Regions from separate parts of the Homo sapiens genome. Here region 1 is linked to region 2. A link is an interaction called in ENCODE POLR2A ChIA-PET data of the cell type or tissue named here. Cell type or tissue: MCF 10A. All regions are shown on one strand.

Region 1 (2,500 bases), 150 kb before region 2:
GGCCAGGCTGGTCTGGAACTGCTGGCCTCAAGTGATCCGCCCACCTGAGCCTCCCAAAGTGCTGGGATTACAGGCATGAGTCACCATGCCTGGGCTTTTTTTCTTTATTTTTAAGGCAGAGTCTCACTCTGTCATCCAGGCTGAAGTATAGGGGTATGATTACAGCTCACTGCAGCCTCCACCTCCTGGGGTCAAGCAATCCTCCCACCTCAGCCTCCCAAGTAGCTGGGACCATAGGCACTTGGTACCACACCTGGCTAATTTTTGTATTTTTTGTAGAGATGGAGTTTCATTCACCATGTTGCCCAGGCTGTTCTCGAACTCCTAGGCTCAAGTGATCCTCCTGCCTTGGCTTCCCAAAGTGCTGTGATTACAAGGCTGAGCCACCAGACCTGGCTTATAAACAATAATTTTTCCACTGTCTCAACTCTGCTTTAGGATACTGTTAGTGGGAAAGGAAGGATAATTTGTTTAAGAGTTTGATGTGGGCAACATGGCTCTCTACAAAATACAAAAAAATTAGCCAGGCATGGTGGTGTGCACCTGTAGTCCCAGCTACTTGGAAGATTGAGTTGAGAGGATTGCTTGAGCCTGGAGAGTGAGCCATGATTGCACCATTGCACTCCAGCCCAAACAACAAAGTGAGATATCCTGTCTCAAAAAAAACAAAGAATTGGGCTGGGCGCGATGGCTCTCGCCTGTAATCCCAGCACTTTGGGAGGCCAAGGCGGGCGGATCACAAGGTCAGGAGATCGAGATCATCCTGGCCAACATGATGAAACCCCGTCTCTACTAAAAATACAAAAATTAGTTGGGCGTGGTGTCAGGTGCCTATAATCACAGCTACTCGGGGGTCTGAGGCAGGACAATCGCTTGAACCTGGGAGGTGGGGGCTGCAGTGAGCCAAGATTGTGCCTAGGCAACTCCAGCCTAGGCAACATAGCAAGACTTCGTCTCAAAAAAAAAAAAAAAAAAAGATAATAGCATATTACCTCTAGCTTCAACTATTGACATGTTGGATTTTAGATTCTAGAATGATCAGAGAATATCTGGTCATGAAAGTGAGGGGAAGAGATGTGGTTAAAACCTACAAGACTCTCCACCTGCCTTAAGACTAGTCACAACCATATTATAAACATGATCTTGAACGATAAAAAATTTTACAACATATAAGATGTATCAAGGTTACAAAGACAGTTCTTCATGAATTATAATTTTAAAAAATACCCAGCCGCTCCCTGATTCCGATCCCCAGAGGCGACTACTTTTACTACTTATAGTTGTTTCTTTGATTATTTCCTTCCATAATTCTAAGTAACATGCTTGGCCGGGTGCAGTGGCTCATGCCTGTAATCCCAGCACTTTGGGAGGCCAAGGAGGAAGGATCACTTGAGGTCAGGAGTTCGAGACCAGTTTGGGCAACATAGCAAGACCTCCTCTCTACTTTATTTTTATTATTTATTTATTTATTTATTTATTTATTTATTTATTTATGTTTTTGAGACAGAGTCTCCGCCTGTCACCCAGGTTGGAGTGCCGTGGTACAATCTCAGCTCACTGCAACCTCCGCCTCCCAGGTTCAAGCAATTCTTGTGCCTCAGCCTCCCAAGAAGCTGGGATTACAGGCATGAGCCACCACCCCCAGCTAATTTTTGTATTTTTAGTAGAGATGGGCTTTCGCCATGTTGGCCAGGCTGGTCTCAAACTCCTGGCCTCAAGTGATCTGCCTGCCTCAGCCTCCCCAAAGTGCTGGGATTACAGGCGTGAGCCACCGCGCCTGGCCTCACCTTCCTGTTTTAACAGCTGCACTATTCTCTCGTGAGCTGGTGTCCCATAATTCACGTAACCAGCACCCACAGATGGACATCGCGTCTTTAGCTCTTCCCCAGGACGCTGCAGTGACTCCTGGACACATACTTTTGTGCACACCTGTGGATATAACAGTGGTATACATGTGTAGAAGGGGGAGTTTCTGGAAAATGCCATCCTTCGAATCTCTGTCCAGCGTTTCCCTTGACTGTCTTCCTGGCAGGAGGAGTTTCGCTCCTGGTAGCTGGTATTTTAGGCGAGGGGACAGAGCTATGATGGGCTGTTCCAGGGCTAAAACCACTTCACTGAGCTCATTCAAAGTGCGTGTGTGTGTCCAGGTCTATAATACGCTGCGCCACGCCGTGGGGACCATGTATAGGAGCGAAGGCCCCCAGGTTTTCTACAAAGGCTTGGCTCCCACCTTGATCGCCATCTTCCCCTACGCCGGGCTGCAGTTCTCTTGCTACAGCTCCTTGAAGCACCTGTACAAGTGGGCCATACCAGCCGAAGGAAAGAAAAATGGTGAGGCAGCCCTCACACGAGAGGGAGCCCTCCCACCCCAGCCACCAGAACACCCCCTTCCAAATCACAAAGGAGCTAAAGTTCTCCTGTCCGAATCAAAGACCGCGGGTCTCTGTACCTGGCTCTGTAATGTGGCAAACAAAACAACTGCAGCTGCTTGGAGAGGACT
Region 2 (2,500 bases):
ACCTCCGCCCCACCAGGTTCAAGTGATTCTCTTGCCTCAGCCTCCCAAGTAGCTGGGATTACAGGTACATGCCACCACACCTGGCTAATTTTTTTTTTGTATTTTTAGTAGAGACAGGGTTTCGCCATGTTAGCCAGGCTGGTCTTAAACTCTTGACCTCAGGTGATCCACCCATCTTGGCCTCCCAAAGTGCTAGGATTACGGGTGTGAGCCACCGTGCCCAGCTGGGGGAACATTATTAAAGGATCCCACTGCATGTGGAGTAAATTCCAGATGTCCGTGTGCTCCTTACCCCTGAGCCGTCCTGTCTGTTCTTCCCTCTCCCTGGCACTCATTGCAGTCTCCAACCTCAGTCCATCCCTGAGACCTTTCAGCCCCCAGTTGTCACACACTGACACCCTCTTGCTGGTAACAAGCCCTCCACTGCTCTCCTTGCAAGTGGCGTCTTCCTGGGATACCCGACTAGGTGCTCTACCATGTCAGGGCAGCCCTTCATCACCTGATCCTTTAAGCACTGACCCGGGGGGGAAAGGGTTCAAAGAACCGCAGATGGTCAGGGGGCTGGACAGTGTGGCTCCCTGACATCCTGCCCACCCTGGACTTCTGTAGTTCTTAGATCTGGGCTGCAGCTCACAGGCAGGACACATCTGAGGGAGGGAAGGAGCTCTTTGGCCTCTCTGGAGTCCTGAGAAAGAGTAGCAGCAGCAGAGGGCAAGCAGGCCCTGACTGAGCGCCTCTCCCCATGGGGCCCTTGGAGCCTCCCTTGCCAGTCCCACTTCAGCACTTGCTAAAGCACAGGGTGGCCCCTAGCGTGGCTGTGGCATTCTGTAGGCTGCCTTTTGTCCTTGCTCTGTCCCTTCCACCAGGAGCTATAAGGCAGGGCTCAAGTTCCTAGAACCGTGGACACTTCACTGAGCACGCACTGGACACATGACTGAACCCTAGAAACAAGTGCTAACATCACCCCCATTTCCATGGGAGAAGTCAAGGCTATGAGAGACTGAGTGAGCTGCCCAAAACGCTAAAGAGATGGGAGCCTTCTGCCCCTCGGCCCTCCCATGGGAAATGGCGGCCCTCCCATGGGAAATGGCGGGGCCCTCTGGAAGCAGTAAGGACAACGAATCCAGCCTTGGGCAGATGCCAGGCTCAGTCTGGAGCAGGGGCAGTGGAAGTGCTGTGGTCGGACTCTTCTGCTCAGACACACCCGCGGCATGTCTCCCGAGCTGACGGGAGCGGCCTTCCTGTGCACACTGGACTGCGGGTGGGGTGATGGGATTTCTCTCTGTGTAAAGTGTGATAAGATGAAGCCTGAGTCACTGCCTGGCAGCTGAGTCATCACCACACCCAGGTGCGCCTGGGCAGGGCACTGCCACCCAGACTGCGGAAAACCAGAGGGTGGGGGCAGGAGGAGGCCTCAGGAGAGCCACCCTCTCCCTCCCTCCCCACACAGAGGCCTAGGAGTCTCCAAGGATGGACCGGGTGCCTGCCAGAGCTCACCAGCTGCTTGGACCCTCTCCGCAGTGGCAGGGAACTCCTGAAGCTCCTCTGCCTAGCGGGTAGTGTCCCTTAGAGATGAAGAAGGCGGTGAGGGCCAGAAAAGAAAAGGGCACAGAGTTTCAGGGCAGGAAGTCTGAGCTGGAGCAGAAAGATGAGCCAAGATGGCGCCAGAGGACCCACAAGAGGCCACAGCAACAGCTGCTTTGAGCTTCTCCCTGGGTCTACCTGTGTGAACCTGCCCTGAAGAACTGAGAAGGGCCATGGAAAAAGAGCAACGTGGAAACTGGGAGCTTCCTAGAATGCTTGGTAATAGCCAGATGGCTAAATTATGGTACATGCATATGATGAAACAGTATACAGTACTTTTTTTTTTGAGTATGAGCCTCGCTCTTGTCGCCCACGCTGGAGTGCAGTAGCACGATCTCGGCTCACTGCAACCTCCGCCTCCCGGGTTCAAGCAATTCTCCTGCCTCAGCCTCCCAAGTAGCTGGGATTACAGGCATGCACCACCACGCCCAGCTAATTTTGTATTTTTAGTAGAGATGGGGGTTTCACCATGTTGGCCAGGCTAATCTCGAACTCCTAACCTCATGCCTTGGCCTCCCAAAGTACTGGGATGAAAGGCGTGAGCCATTGTGTCTGGCAATATTTACAGTTCTTAAAAATAATGTCTTCAGGCTGGGCGCGGTGGATCACAAAATTAGGAGATCAAGACCGTCCTGGCTAACACGGTGAAACTCCCTCTCTACTAAAAATACAAAAAATTAGCCGGGCACGGTGGTGGGCACCTGTAGTCCCAGCTACTCAGGAGGCTGAGGCAGGAGAATGGCCTGAACCCGGGAGGTGGAGCTTGCAGTGAGCAGAGATCGCACTGCTGCACTCTAGCCTGGGCGACAGAGCGAAACTCGGTCTCAAAAAAAAAAAAAAAGTCTTCAAAGGCCAGGTGTGGTGGCTCATGCCTGTCATCCCAGCACTTTGGGAGGCCGAGGCGGGTGGATCACAA

What was found. Peaks named below come from ENCODE experiments on the same cell type or tissue, not always from the same donor. Only the 100,000 strongest peaks of a DNase experiment are listed, where the experiment ranks them.
Region 1: POLR2A ChIA-PET joins it to region 2 with 7 read pairs; 21 of 35 experiments call an interaction of 5 or more read pairs at or near these places.

Annotation. Positions count from the first base shown.
Region 1 is chr17:75,277,983-75,280,482 of GRCh38, reverse strand. It overlaps SLC25A19 (solute carrier family 25 member 19), which reads left to right. Exons shown (of 8, transcript NM_001126121.2): 6 at 2,148-2,331. Among named protein-coding and RNA genes, the nearest start is that of MIF4GD-DT, 7.9 kb to the right of the region's middle. In MCF 10A, no CTCF peak of the experiment used is centred here; no DNase peak of the experiment used is centred here.
Region 2 is chr17:75,123,282-75,125,781 of GRCh38, reverse strand. All of the region lies in intron 2 of ARMC7 (armadillo repeat containing 7), which reads right to left. Among named protein-coding and RNA genes, the nearest start is that of NT5C, 7.2 kb to the left of the region's middle. RefSeq lists an enhancer at 610-1,809. In MCF 10A, no CTCF peak of the experiment used is centred here; a DNase peak (open chromatin) is centred at 1,271.